Linked DNA regions of Homo sapiens: region 1 is linked to region 2. Evidence: chromatin loops called from intact Hi-C (ENCODE). Cell type or tissue: GM12878. All regions are shown on one strand. Each heading gives the region's core, and the rest is flanking DNA. Links, peaks and the distances in the headings are about the cores only. Region 1 holds the start of LOC105369533 (a long non-coding RNA gene). Region 2 overlaps SORL1 (sortilin related receptor 1).

Evidence for each region. Peaks named below come from ENCODE experiments on the same cell type or tissue, not always from the same donor. Only the 100,000 strongest peaks of a DNase experiment are listed, where the experiment ranks them.
Region 1: a loop joins it to region 2, with 2.6 times the contacts of the local background. A loop is called at or near these places in 2 of 110 quality-filtered maps.

What each region holds. Positions count from the first base shown.
Region 1 is chr11:121,232,270-121,239,897 of GRCh38, reverse strand. It overlaps LOC105369533 (a long non-coding RNA gene), which reads right to left and starts at 3,095. Exons shown (of 3, transcript XR_948108.3): 1 at 2,429-3,095. It also overlaps the pseudogene TRPC6P5. RefSeq lists enhancers at 2,131-2,670, 2,671-3,210, 3,133-3,322, 3,211-3,750. In GM12878, for the core only: no CTCF peak of the experiment used is centred there; DNase peaks (open chromatin) are centred at 1,667, 2,467 and 3,637; H3K4me3 peaks cover 1,856 bases; H3K27ac peaks cover 2,752 bases.
Region 2 is chr11:121,458,973-121,466,600 of GRCh38, reverse strand. All of the region lies in intron 1 of SORL1 (sortilin related receptor 1), which reads right to left. Among named protein-coding and RNA genes, the nearest start is that of SORL1-AS1, 9.8 kb to the right of the region's middle. RefSeq lists enhancers at 1-70, 1-833. In GM12878, for the core only: no CTCF peak of the experiment used is centred there; DNase peaks (open chromatin) are centred at 1,751 and 3,550; H3K4me3 peaks cover 4,674 bases; H3K27ac peaks cover 4,802 bases.

The DNA.
Region 1 (7,628 bases), core at 1,459-6,458, 230 kb after region 2:
TTTATACTGAATAGGGGCAATGATACTCCTGCCTAACCATTAGGGTCTCTTGTATTCAAGGTAGAGAGGAGCTGAGTCAGAAAGCATTGGTCCATTAAGCATCATGACTCTGGTCGGCCCTTGTTGCATCTTCTCATTCAGATTCAACTGGCTCGTGGCTCATACTGGGGGAACTCAGTGCATGGTTGGGATCCATGGGTCCCTCCAGTCTCCCATTCCATGGTCGTACACATCTTAAGGCATCCACATGGTTCATTCATCTCCCGAAAAAGCACAAGTATACCCTCACCCCCCACGTTAGTAAATCTACTGAAACAGAAGCAAAAACTTCTGTGGCTGTAGCCGGGACCATGCCGTTGCTGAAGCATTTGTTAACTCAGTTTCTGCCTCTGATTAATTACTGCGAGGTAAAACTTTCAACTGATAATGGGAAACAGGTCTTTTCTGATTAACAGAAGGCACAGAGAAAGCAAATCGAGGCTTTTCAAACCTTCAATTCGCATTATACAGGTGGGTCCACTAGATGTTGTGGCTCATGATAGATCTTCAGATGTTTGGTGGGCACCCACACAGGCTCCTGATTGTCACCTGGATAGACACAAGCAACTCCTCTTCCCCATATAATTATCTTTCCTTTTTGCCAGCTTTTTGTATGTGACCATATCTTTTTCTAAGGCCTGCAGCATTAAGATGAGTTAAAGAATGGAATGCTTGTGCATCAGCAAAGACTGCAGACACCAGTGCATCTGCCCTTTGATTATTTAAAGGACCAAAAGGTCCTGTTGGAGAGAAAAGAAAGAGCATTTTTATCCTTGCCTCCCTCCCCTCTATTCCCTTTATATTTGCCCTTTGAGCCATAGCTAATTTCATAATTCAGAATGTTCTTGTCTGTCCCTGCAAATCTCTGCTAGTCTTTGCTAGTCTCTACTTTTGTACCTCTTTAGGGCACTGATCAGTAACCTCTACTAGGGCACTGATCTTATATTGCTAGTCTTCATCTATCTCTCTACTTATCTCTATCTCTCTACTTATCTCTCTCTCTCTCTACTTATCTCTATCTGTCTCTATTTGTCTCTGTCTCTATTTGTCTCTACTTTCTTGTCTCCACTTACTTATCTCTACTTACTGACTTATCTCTGCATCTTTCTTGGAAACCTTTTTTATGACCCTGGGTAGAGCTGAAAAATCCACCCTTTATGCTTCAGCAAGAGACAAAACAGGGACCCCAGACCTGGCACCAGATTGAAGGGAACAGGAAGTGCTCTCCCCTCCCCAAAGCAGGGAAACCAGAGTTTGGCCCTTGCAGATTTCCACTCCACATCAGCATCATCCTCAATTCCCTGGAATGAATTGTTGATCATGGCAGTTAACATACTTAGCAAAACAATGACCATTGTAACATTATAGGCTCCATAAATAACATAACCAATGTTTTCAATGAATTTGTGGTTATAGTTGATGACCACTGATTTCACTTCAGAAAGTCCAAATATAGCCTAGAGCAGTGTCTTAAAACTCTGTTGTGAAGGCTTCACTTTGTTTTGCACCAATGTAGTAGTAGAGGTTGAACATTCCCATCATAAAGGCCACAAACACCACAATGAACACATTCAGCCCATATCATGCCTGTGTGCTTATTAAATCTGTTTTTCTCCAGCAGAGGCAGGTTAAACATGAAACTGAAGCTTCAAGATGACTTGACTTGCCCTACGCAAAGCAGCGCATGATTTATTTTTTCCGGAGACTACTGCCAACCAGGCCTGTGTGTCAGTCTGTAAGCATCCAACAGCAGGTCTACTGTACAAATAGGTCTTTTGTCAGACACTTGATTAACCCAAAATACAGCCTTTCCTGTTGGATTAGTACTACCAAAGCCTCCTGTTCTTCTCACTGTGCTGCTTCCCAGCTTTATGTCAACAACTGAGCAATTCTTTTTCCTGGGGAAGCAGACCACAGAGTTGAGGAACTAATAACTAATTGAATTTCTCTGGTATAATCAGAACCAATCATTTCCGTATGCACAGTGCCACCTCTAGATCTTTCAAGTAATAGACCGACGGTTCCTGAGGGCAAGGGTCCCCCAACTCCCGTGGGGACCCTCTCCAGTGGCTCCCAGGAAGCAGGGAAATGAGAACTGTGCTGCAAAGGTCCACGGCAGCACTGCCCGCCGCGGTGGGAGACAATTGTTGCCGTTTGTAAGGGCACTGGCTGTGCCGGATATGCCTCAGTTTATTGAGGTGCTCTCTAAATAAACAAGCCTCAGATTCCACTGGGTCTTAGTACTACCAATTGCTCCAGGTTTTAATGTTGCAACTACAGGAGCGGTAAGTTTTGTAGCTAATTCATTTTCTCGCCCACTAAGGGGAGAGAGAGGAGGTGGCCATTCACTTAATTCAGCAGGTGGAGCTGAGGGGCTAGTAAAACATACCTTTTTCGGTTTCCCTTTCTTTGATTTCCTCCGGTTTCTGTTCCTCACATTCAGAATCTGAAGTTAGTTTTTTACACTCGCCCTCCTCTTCCTCATCTGAATCTGCCTCATGATCTGTTTGAAATGGCTCAAGAGCTGCTTTTATTAGTGCCCACATTGACCAAACCGAGACTGGAATATTTGCTCCACCTTTATATGTTTTTTTAAAAATCTCTGCCAATTCTCTCCCATTCATCCAACTCCATAGTCCCTTGTTCCGGGAACCATGGGCAAAACTGCTTTACTGCACTGAAGAGTGATAAATTCTGAGCACTAACTTTCACTCCCCCCTCTTCATAATAAACGCCTTAAGAAATTTAAATAAGCAGAATGTCTGCTTTCACTTTGTCCCATTGCTACCCTGGTTCTTCCCAGCACTCAGCTTTCCTGCTGAGCTTCTTTTAGACATCCTCAGGTGTCCTCTGATGATGCGTCCTCTGCTTTCACACGCTCTAGCGTTCCTTCACCGGGGTCTTTGTCACCCCACATTGAGCAGCCAGGAACGTTGGGGTGATCAGACCCAACACCAGGTCATGGGGGTGACAAAGCCCGGCGGAGTCAAAGGATTGAGAAAAAGCCAGTTTGAGACAGAGAAGTGGGACCAGCGGGCCATCACGATCGTGAAGGCCCTGAGCCCTGGGAGCCCCCGCTATTTATTTGTAATCCAACAAAGAAACAGGTGGTGAGAATGTGGAGGTCAAAAGGGCAGGCACATGATCTACAGCTGTGACAGTTTAGCATTTATATGGAACATGTTCTGCTACTTGAGATAACGGAAATACAATGGATCTAGGAGCCTAGGAGGGCTAGAAGCAAGGAGCCAGCAAGTCTAGACACATTCCAGAGGACATTATGTCAGTCACGCAAGCCCCACCTCAGCTTTCTTCCCAACGCTCAGCTTTTTTCCTTAACACTTTCTCTTTTATTAGAGACAAGATCTCACTCACTCTGTTCCCCAGGCTGGAGGGTAGTGATATGATCATGGCTCATTGCAGTCTCAAACTCCTGGGCTCAAGTGATTCTCCCACCTTAGCCTCCTGGGTAGCTGGGACTACTGGTGAGAGCCACCTACATGTCTCTTAACCATGAATTATGTTCACAAAAATCCAAACTTCAGAGTCATTTTGTATAGACCTGTGGTTACAAATTCTCAAAGGCGACTTTCTTTTTCTACTAATAACCCAGCCCAAACCAGAAAAATTTACTTCTGGTTTCCTTTGCTCTGATGTGAGTTTTTTTAGTTGGTCCATTGTCATCATGGGTATTGCTCTCCAAGGATCCTCCCTTGCTCTGGCAAGTTCATCTTCTGTCTCCCAGTAGCCATTAAAATAACCACTTTTAGGTTACCAACATTGCTAAATGCATGGGAGGCAGTGAAGGTTTTATTGTCAGCTTTCTATTCTGATTTCCAGCTCCCTTTTAGTTTTGAATGATGAGAATTTCTTTGACCTTCTATGAGGTCATTTATACTTTTATCAATATGATTATCACATTTTATCTTGTATTTCCAGATGTTTGCACTGGAAGGAATGTTTTGGCTATCTAGTCCACCATGTTCCTGGATATGTATGTCCCCAAGGTGGTTTTCATTCCATCCCACAGTTGTTGGCATTTCCTAACAATATCTCCTCAAGGGCTCCATGAGAAACAGTTACATCTGCCGTGTATTCCTCACTAACAACCCCCTCCCCAATTTTCTTTTTAATTACTGTAGTCCTGCTTAACTCTCACTACACAAAAGAATCTTTATTCACCTCTCATCATCCTGCTACTTCAGACAACACTTTAAAGGCACTGGTCCCACAGTTCTAGCTCATAAGTAGAATAAATGGAAAAAGAAAAAATATGTGTGTGTGTGTGTGTGTGTGTGTGTGTGTGCAGTGTGTATCTATTTATATTCATTTCCTAACTACCAATACTTTGCATTTCCAAAATTGCACCTACTACCTCCATGCCCAGTTCTTGTATTTTACAAAAGCCTGTTTGTGGTGAGCCTTCCTGGCTCTGGAGATAGCTTTGTCCTTTCCCATGGCACTGTGACAAAAACTGCAGCTACCTCTGCAATTTTGAAGTCCTCAGGATATCCATCCCTACTCTAGGAAATAGAACTCTGATTTCTCTGTTTGTGATATTAGGCAACTCTTTTCTGGCATCCAAATCAATCAGTTTTCACAAGAATCTGATGATGTTTGTGATCACAGTCGGAGTCTGTGGAGCCCTACCTGTAGATTCCAGCTACCACTAAGATTTCAGATCAGCTGCCACTCCCCTGACTCAGTGAACTCACTGCAGCTTCAGCATGGATTGCAATCTCCGTTCCGAGCCAGGCCACCACATACAGTTTGCAGGTTGTGCATTGAACAGTTTTAAGAAACACCTGTCAATTGAGAAAAATGACAAGATAAGTCTCAATCATTTTAGGAGGTTTATTTGCCAAAGATATAAGCGTGTGCGCCCGGGAGACAGGACTATGCCTTTCTCTGAAGTTGATTTTAAGGGCTCCAAATTTAAAGGGGAAAGAGCGGAATATTGAGAAGTACACAATTTCCATGTAAGAGGAAGGTAGGGAAAAATAGTCATTCATGCCTTTGTCTGGCTCAGTGAATCTACATTTTTTTACATAAGATGACATAGACAAATGAGGCAGAGGAAAACTGCAGGGAATCTGCATTTTACATAAGATAATATAGACAAAATGGGGCAGGGGAACATCAGATATGCATATGTGTCTGGTGGGCTGGGGGTGACTCCACCTATAAATATAAGCTATCATTTTACATTGCCATGGTGAAATTTTAACAGAAATACATTAAAAGATCTTGCAGCTCACTAGGAATTTCCTTGAGGGCAAATGGGGGGAGGCAAGTAGCTTTACATCTTGTAGCCATCTTATTTAGGAACCAAAAGGGGGAGGCGGGTTTGTGTGACCCAGTTCCCAGTTTGACTTTTCCCTTCGGCTTAATGAGTTGGGGGCCTCAATATTTAATTTCCTTTCACACACCATTCATACTGTATTTATCATAGAAAAACAATAAATACGTATCATAGAAATGGTATGATAAATACGTATCATAGATAAATGATAAATATATTCTGGACAAAAAGCACTCAAGTGTCTTCATGAGAATTTTCTACTTCACACAGAGACACCAGGTGGGCTAGAAGCAGTTGCGCACACAGCTCTGTATTCTCATGTGCTCATTTCTAGACACATTGGTGCTTGGTCCATAGGAAGCATCAATGTGTTAAGCATTTGGGTCTAGGAAGCTGCAGGAAACAAAATACTCCTTTATTATCGCAGGCAAGCCTGTGATATAAATTAGAATGTAGGGCTGTGTTGGAGAATTCAGCAAAAAACAGGAGGCCTTTGTGAGACCTGCTCTTTTCTTATTCTTTGTCAGTTCTTCGGAGCAGACCATTCAGTTTTAGGCAGAGAAATTAGATTTGAGCATGTATGCACAGAAACACATCTTTTAATAAGGCGCCCTCTTCCACTGGCCAAGCATGCACCAATGAATCTTCCAAGCTATCAACAATGAGATTAAATACTAGTGTAGGTCCAGTGTAATGAGGGGGTATAGAAGTGTGTCTTCCCCCAGGAACAAAGTGGAAATGTAAAGAGAGGGAACTGTATACTCCCATTCCCTCATTTCTCAGTTACTGTTTTGATTACATTGCTTTGAGAGTTAATAATACAATAAAGAAACAAAATGTTATAAGAAGTTATTACTTGAAAGAAATAAAACAGTATTGTTATTTGTAGGTAATAAAATTCAGGAAAATCCTAGAAGGGTATGTGTGTGTATATATATATATATATATATATATATATATATATATATATATATATATATAAAATAATCATAATTTATTTAAAGAAGAAATATATAAATAGCTTTTACAAAGATATAAACAGATTCAAATAGATGTTAGAAAACAGTGGAGTTTGGTTGAAATTTCCCTTCCATTCCCCCTTCTTTCTTCCTCCCTCTCTCCCTTTACTTCCTTTCTTTGTTTTCTTTCTTTCTTTCCTTTTAAAACTATACTTCAAAAATTAATTATCTGAGATTAAAATTTTGTAACAAGAAGGCATTATTTGTAGTCACAAAAACTGAGAAATCAGCTTAAATTAATAGTAACAATAAAGACTCTAATAAAGTAAAGATATATATTATGAATTAGGTCGGGGTCTGCATGACTACATAAGATAAATTATGAAATTATATTGGTATACAGAAAAGAATATTTCAGAAATCTCTTCTATACTGGTAAAGAAGTAAAATAGTTTCTCTAATGGATGGATTGCATTAATCAACATCAATAAAAATTCCCACCTAATTATTTTATAGAATCCATAAAATAATTCTGAAATTAATTTTGAATAAATTGGTAGGCAATAATAATAAATGATCTTTAAAAAAGAAGAAGAACAGAGCAAGGAAAAAGAGCTATTCCTTTCCCATGTTAGAATGCATTTTAAATGTGGTGCTGACATAAAAACAGAAATTTCAAATATTATGATGGAGTGGAAAGCTATGAGTATATGAAGTTAAACATAAAAATTTTATAATGAGATAAGAATCATAAGTGAGATATATATGTGTGTGTGTATATGTATGTATATTTGTGTATGTATGTGTGTGTATATATGTGCATACATATGTGTATATATGTGTGTGTATTCCATATATATGCACATATTGTATACACTTTGTAACCTCATCAATAAGCAGTACATGAGCAGTTCAGTCACACAAAATGAAAATCAATAGCCATTTTAAAATCTAATATTGTTAGTCATAATAACAAATCATAGCAAGATCTCATTTATATCTACTAAACCCAAAAGAAAAAAAAACAAGCATAATATTTAATTCAGGTATGTCTTCAAGGTAACTGGCAAGTTCTTAACATTTTTTGGCATTACTCATTAATTTATTTTGGATTCCTCTTTGACAATATGCGTTAAAATCCATAGAGATATTTATATCCTTTGTTCTAGTAAAGCATATCTTAAGGATTTATCTTAAAATAATTCAAAAGAGAGAACTATATTCATGATAATGTTTACTGCAGCATTAATTATAAAAATGGAAAATTGGGATAAACTTAAAATGTTCAACAATAGAGGCAATGGGTAGGGAAAGTCTCATTTTAAGAC
Region 2 (7,628 bases), core at 1,607-6,606:
CTCACCTGTCTCCTCTGTCTCCACCTTGCCCCCATCCTCACCCCCAGGGGAAAGAAAAGAAGTCAACAAAGCAGGCTTTTCCTGCTAGCTCTCCATGGCATGTGGCCAAGACACCAGCAGCCCAGGGCAGACCCCAGCAATCAAGAACAACCCACAGGTCCCTAGATCCCTTTACTTAATCAGTGGCTTCCGGTTTGTTTGGTTCCTTTTCCATCCATCCCCAAGGATCTCCCCCTGATCTCCCCTTTCCTCCTCCCCAAGCCTTTTTCCATCGCCAATCCCCCACACAGGTCCCACACCCAGAAGACACTGGCCTGGGAGTGGGTGGGAGGGTGGTTTTCCCAGGAACATAACCTTGACGTGCAATCAGCTATAACCACAACCCCGGGGTGTGAACAACCTTCCCTCTCCCCTGTCTAGCTCACAGGGCATAGCTGGAGCTTGATAAATGAGACACAATTAATTGGAGCTGTTAAGGCAGCAGGGAGGGGCCGAGTGCCTCCCCTCAGAAGGCAAACAGAGAAAAATTACATGCCACAGAAACCTCTGAACACAGAAACTGCATCATAAACAACAAACAGCATCTGGCTCATTGGCAGGTCGTTAAGAGTCAAGATAACTCCTCCCACCCCACCCCCCAAAGATCACCTGGCCTAGGGGGGTCCCATGCCCCACTGAAGGTCAGAATCACCTAAGAGGCCCCACTCCACGCCTACCGGCTCTGTCGCCCTCTGCCTGGAGCCCAGGAATCAGTCTTTTTTAAAAGACACACCCAGCCGGGCGTGGTGGTTCATGCCTGTAATCCCAGCACTTTGGGAGGCCAAGGCAGGCAGATCACGAGGTCAGGAGATGGAGACCAACCTGGCTAACACAGTGAAAAACCGTCTCTACTAAAAATACAAAAAATTAGCCAGGCACGGTGGCACGTGCCTGTAGTCCCAGCTACTCGGGAAGCTGAGGCAGGAGAATTGCTTGAATCTGGGAGGCAGAGGTTGCAGTAAGCCAAGATCATGCCACTGCACTCCAGCCTGGGCGACAGAGCGAGACTCCGTCTCAAAAAAAAAAAAAGGAGACACACCCCAACCCCAGGTATTTCTAATGCAGCTTCTTTGGGAAACAATGAATCTAGTTGATTCCCCTGCCTCCTGGCAGGAGTTGGAACTAAATGACGGTAGCTAGAAAGATGTACCATTTTTGGCGGGGGGGCTTGTCTTTGGGGATTTGGGATGGTCATTAAAACTCTAGGATATACTGATGATATATGCTACAATGTGGCTGAACCTCACAAACAATATGCTAAGTGAAAGAAGCCAGATACAAAAGGTCACATATTGCATGATTGCATGACACCATTTATATGAAATGTCCCGAATAGGTAAATCCATAGGGAGAGAAAGCTGATTAGTGGTTACGAGGGGCTGGGAGATTGGAGAGGAGGGAATCACTGCTTAATGGGTAAGGGGTTTTATTTCAGAGCGATGGAAATGTTTTGGAAATCATGGTAGCACAACATTGCGGCGATATTAAGTTCACTGAACTGTTCACTTTAAAATGGCTAATTTTATGTAATGTGAAATATACTCAAATTTTTTTAAGGCCTCTAGGACCTGCAGAGAACATTATATTTCTCAAGTGCTAATCAAGAACCTAGGAGCTTCCACTCTTAAGAAGTGCTCCTTTTATCTCATCTCAAGCCCTCATGCTACCAAAATATGCAGCTAGAATGAGTCATACAGGAGGCAGGCTGTGGACTGGGTCTCTGGCCAAACCAATCCTTCAAAGTGCTGTCAGCGGCATCTGCAGAGCCACAGCATCCGCACAGGCCTCCCTGTCCCCAGCTGGAGAAACAGCCGCAGGCCCAAGGCTAGCATCCACCGCCAGCTCACAACAGTGGATGCCACCCACACCTTGACTCGCCTCGGCATCTTCATCGAACAAGTCCATATCACCCCACAAGTGTTGTCCCTCAGCCCCCTGCGTGCCCTGGCAACCCGGAGAGGTGAAATGATTCACCTCCTATTATTCAGAGTGAGGGGAAGGACCTGCTACCACCCAGTCCTCAAGTTCTGGGTTGTTATAAATAGAGGGGAGGAAGTCAATGGCTTGGATGAAGGGACTGATTACTCATGCGTTCACTTGCGGATGAAGTAGGCACTGAGGTCTGCTAGGTGCCAGGCACCCTGTAGGCTCTTTAATCATTTCTTACCTGTTAGCTCACACAGAGCACTTCTGGGGGAATTAGGGTTGCAAGTCTAAGCCAATGATGAGAAGTTTCCAATAAAACCACCGAAATCTGTATAGTTGTTGAGGCTTATGCAGGAGGTGGGGCCACTGAATAGAATGGGTCACAGGTACCCTCTCTACACCTCTTTCAAATTGGTCAAACCCAAAAATCAGGATGTCCTAGACTCCCACAGCTTGCAGTCCTCACAACTCCTACACAGCCTCCTCCCAAAACGCAGTACAAGGAGGACAAATAAGGCAGTCTGATTCATTTCTCTGCTTCACTAGCAGTGAAATACAAAGAAGCGTTTTTAAAATTCTACAATATAGCATAAAACAAATATCCTGTCCTTCAACTGTGAGGACAGAAGGAGCCAGGCACTCCCCTGAACTATATGACGAAACTGAGGAAGTCAAAGACAGCCTCCTGAGGTCCAAGGAGAACAAGGTTTTCCCAAACCATCCCTTTGCATGGCTTAAATGCTAGGTATGCAAATTGCCTCTCACTGTCCCCTTTCAAGACTGTGTTCTCACTATATTTAGCAGGCTTATTATCCTCCCTGGACTGCTCACCTCAGAAGGAAAGCTGAAATCTAGTTTACGAGCACTCCCGGAAGAGAGGCCCAGTTCATGGAATCTCAGCTCACTCACTTGACTTTTGAGTTTGCTCAAGATGCTTCACCTACAGAACTCCTGAACTACTTTGCTGATGAATTCAGGCTGCCCATTTTCCAGATGAGGAAACAAGGAGAGAATAACCTTGGACTAGAACTTAGCATTCACTACTATCTCCTTCACTGGAGCCATGACCATTCTACAGAGAAAAATACACATATGCCCTTTCCTTTCTCTTTGCTAAAAGGATGATAATCATAATCTCACTGCCTTATAATATCAGTTTAGAGAGCTTATTTCCCTTTCTGATTGATCCTTGGCAGCGAGAACCTATCTACTGTTTACCTCTGTGTGCCACTCTGTCCTGGTGAACCCACTTTGTCAATGAGCGAATATGCTTTGCTGTTTTGGGAGGGGCTCCCTACTAAAAAGAAACTGTGGAAAACTCTCTTTCTCATGAACATAATATCACCCCTTAATTTACCAGTTGGCAAAAAAAAAATGAGGAAAATATCAAAGCCAGAAAGAATCTCAGAGAACAATTAAATGAAATGCCACCTTTTGCAAATGAGATTAAGCTCAGAGACAGACTTTAAGGCAATGTGGTGGTTCTCACTGCCTGAAAACACACGGCCATGTGCAGGAAACACAGTCAGAGTGAGCACAGCAAATACCCCCTCAAGAGAGCGCACCCCAAGCCAGGACTTGCCCTACGTGAGGATTTCCCTGTGAGCCCAAAGTCATTTCTCACAGCTCTTCAGGATGGTTCCAGACCACAGACTTGCCCTCTGCAGCTTCACCATGAATAGCCCCTCACCGCGTTCAGTCAATAAGTATTTATCAAGCACTAACTATATACCAGATGCTATACTAGGTGTTAGTAAAATGGCAGACTCACATCTGCAATCCCAGCACTTTGGGAGGCCAAGGCGGGTGGATCCCTCGAGCCCAGGAGTTCAAGACCAGCCTAGACAACATGACACAACCCCATCTCTACAAAAAATACAAAAACTAGACGGGCCTGGTGGCGCATGCCTGTAGTCCCAGCTACTAGGGAGTCTGAGGTGGGAGGATCGCTTGTGCCCAAGAGATCGAGGCCGCAGTGAGCTATGATCATGCCACTGCACTCCAGCCTGGGCGACAGAGCTAGACCCTGTCTCAAAAAATAAAAAAGAAAGAAAAATAACACGATTCTAGGTCCTGCCTCATAGCTCTGAATATAGTAGGGAAAACACGCATTAAACAACTAATTCCAGGAATGATGATTGAATTACTGTTGTTACACAGGGGACCTAACCTCATATCGGGGAGAGAGTGAGGCTTCACTGAAGACCTGACCTATGTACTGACACCATAAGGATGAAGAGGGAGGAGTTAGGGAAAAGGGGATGGAAAAGTGAGGCAGAGAACATGGACCCAGACCTAAGGCAGGGCAGAGCAGAAGCCAGGAAGGAGAAGGGCCTTGAGACTTGCTGTGTTTGAAAAATTACAAGATCAGTGTGGCCAGGAGAAAGTGGAATTATGTGAGATCTCCAGGTTTTAAAGGTGGAGAAAAAAAAGTACTGCAAAAAAGCTGTGGATCCCTGCTTGAGATCAAAAATTTCACTAGATTACTTAGGATAGACAAATATGCCTGCATAAATCTGAAACAAGTTAGCGGGTTGGTTTGAGTCTTGTTCTCTCCGGTTTACCACCTGTCTAACTACGGGTAAGTCACTTCACCTTTTCAAGCTTCAAGATACTCATCTCTGAAATGAGATGAATAATCATTCTTATCTTCCCCATTTTTCAAGATTGTCGTAAGAATCAAATGAGATGCAGCCTGTGGATGTCATTTCATAAACTTCGACGCACTAAAACATCATTTCTTTTCATTACCAAATGCCTCTCAACCAAAATAAGCCATTCCTCACAAAACGGCTCCACATAGAACATTAACATTAGCGAAAGGCCTAAGAGCAAGCGATGACATATATAAAATGACAAAACACTGCACGCCTGAGTCAAGCTAGGAGCTCCTGCCTAACTGAAACTCACAGGCAGTTTTCTCCTTGATTCCCAGCCGAACTCTGAAACCTGGGGAAACCCAACCTCCAGGTCCCAAGGCTCCAGCCCAGAGGCGACACTGTTTTCTAGCACTTTCCTAACTCCAAGAGAAAAGCATGTAAACATTACATCCCAGAACCGAAGGCCTCTATACCCTACCAGTGGCTTCTTCACCACCCTGTGAGGGCAGCTATAAACAAGACTAATGGAGAAGGGGGAGTGCATTAAACCCATGGCTTGGCCAATTTCTCAGTAATAGGAGATGCCCTCTGGGCTACCAGGAGGTGAGGCAACAGGCGGACGTCCCACAGGCTCTGGTCTGCTAGCTAAACTCCCCCAGCTCTGTTTAGATAGCTCTTTCACCTCTAACCAACTTTCCACATCCACTGCTTCATTTTTCTCCTCTAGAGATTGAAGGCCTTGTTTCTGCAGTAACCGTCCCCCTCCAGCCCACCCATCACCACCACCACCAACAGCACACCTTGCCAAATTCAGCAAACCATGTGCACAGTTAACTGCAGATTTTTTTTTTTTTTAACCACTCAGTGAGAGAATTTCAGGGAACTAAATGTACACAGATGAGGTAAGTCATAGGTACAGAGTCTCAGGTTACTCAATTAATTGAGCACAGGTTCAAAGCATGCAAGTCCTTCCAAACACTTCTGGTTTCACAGGACACTCACCCCACTCTGCTCTGTCCCCACTCCCTGCCATCTCGGGCTCCTTGGCTGAGATCCTTGGGCAGATCAGCACTGGCCTTTCTCCCCAGGTCCCTGGGGCAGAGACAGGTGGAACTGTCTCGCATGTGTCTCCTGGGCTAATAGAGAAATGGGGTCCTTAACTATCTGGGACCTTAACCCTATAGCTTGCTATCTCACAGGTACCTATTAAAGTCTTCCCAGCCACAGTCCCCAAGCTAGCCTTTCTCCACAGGTGGCTCTTAACCCAGGGCCCTCCAGGCTCAACCAGATCATACCAGCCTTTCCAATGCCTCTGGGCACAGAGTTAAAAATTTCACCAAGGCCAGGCACGGTGGCTCACACCTGTAATCCCAGCATTTTGGGAGGCCAAGGTGGGTGAATCACGAGGTCAGGAGTTCGAGACCAGCCTGGCCAATATGGTGAAACCTCATCTCTACTAAAAATACAAAACAATTAGCCGGGCGTGGTGGTGCGCACCTGTAATCCCAGCTACTCAGGAGGCTGAGGCACAAGAATCGCCTGAACCTGGGAGGCAGAGGTTGCAGTGAGCCGAGATAGAGCCACTGCACTCCAGCTGGGTGACGGAGCGAGACTCTGTCTCAAAAAAAAAAAAAAAAAAAATTCATCATGACACTACACCTCAGCTCACCAGCCCCCCAAAGTCAGAAGGAAATCATCTCAGTATCCCTAAAATATTAAAATCCCAACTGAGGGCCCACCCATTGATTCACCCCCACATTTATTTCATGTAAGATTCACCCTAGTCATCTTCCCCCAGGGTTTCTACTCAACAGGCTAGTCTCTCTTCTAAATAATAGAGGTCACATCAGTTACCTTCTTCATTTAAAAAACCCCCAGAAAGGGGGGGAGATAATAAACAACATATTGGTCTCTACACGGCACAAATGCATTTGATATAGGTACATCTTTTTATTGTCCTTGTCAGCCACTCAGATTTGGGATATAATCACATCAGCCTGCCTTTCTGAGAATTCGTAGCTGTGTTTTGAATCTAATTCAGGGGACTGGAGATAAATCATTGTGAAGGGTCCTGATTTTCCAAGCTAAGAGCCTGCAGCAGCAGCAACAGCAATGGCAAGCTAAGTTAAAAGGTCAGCCAAGAAGTGGGGGAGGTTTATATGCAAAGATGAAGACCACACGCCTGTAGTGTTTGTCTTCATGCCAATCTGGAGGGTTGAAGGGAAGAAAGACAGACCCAGCTACATCAAGGTAAGTCAACAAAAGCACAGGAAGCAAAGGGCAGGGCAGGGAGATGGCCCCACTGTTAAGGCACTGTTTACATCTTTCATTGCTAAACAGAACGTGCAGGGTCTGCGCTCCACCTTAGCAAAGCCCGATACAAGTGCAGTGTTTGCGCAAGGCCAGATGAGAAGTGAAGCCACAGAGATCTGGTTCACCCTATGAATAGCCAGCCTTCATTGACTAAGTGACTGACAGAAGGAGGCAACTGTGCAGAGGCATGCCCTAGAGCCAACCACCGGACCCACTTGGCCCTCCACGGTCCCCCTGGTGAGTTCCTACCTAGGAAAGAAGGACCACTGTCTCCTGACACTCAACTTGGCAGTCAGCAGCCACCAATACCTAGGGTCTAGACCCAAGCCCTCCACTCTTGCTTTTATTGCCCTGTTTGCCCTGCCTACACGAGCAGGTCTTTGCAGGAACTTCTCTCTTGGGTGAAGCAGAGGTTGCCTACAGGTGGGAAGAAGAGGCCTTGTCAAAGCTTGTGCTGTCTACACAGTAGCCAAGAGCCACATGTGGCTATTTCAACTTTAAATTCGTTAAAATTAAATGAAAGACACTTCAAGTCTTCAGTCACACTTGCCACATTTCACCTGCTCAATGGCCAGATCTGACTAGTGAACATGGTGAACAGCACAGATAGAAAACATCACTATCACAGAAAGATCTATTGAACAGTGCCACATCGGAGGGTCCAGGACGCGGCCAGGAAGATAGGATCTTCCAGCTCTTGGCTAGTAGCAGTGCTATGGGCATGGATGTTACCATTATAATAAACAGTTA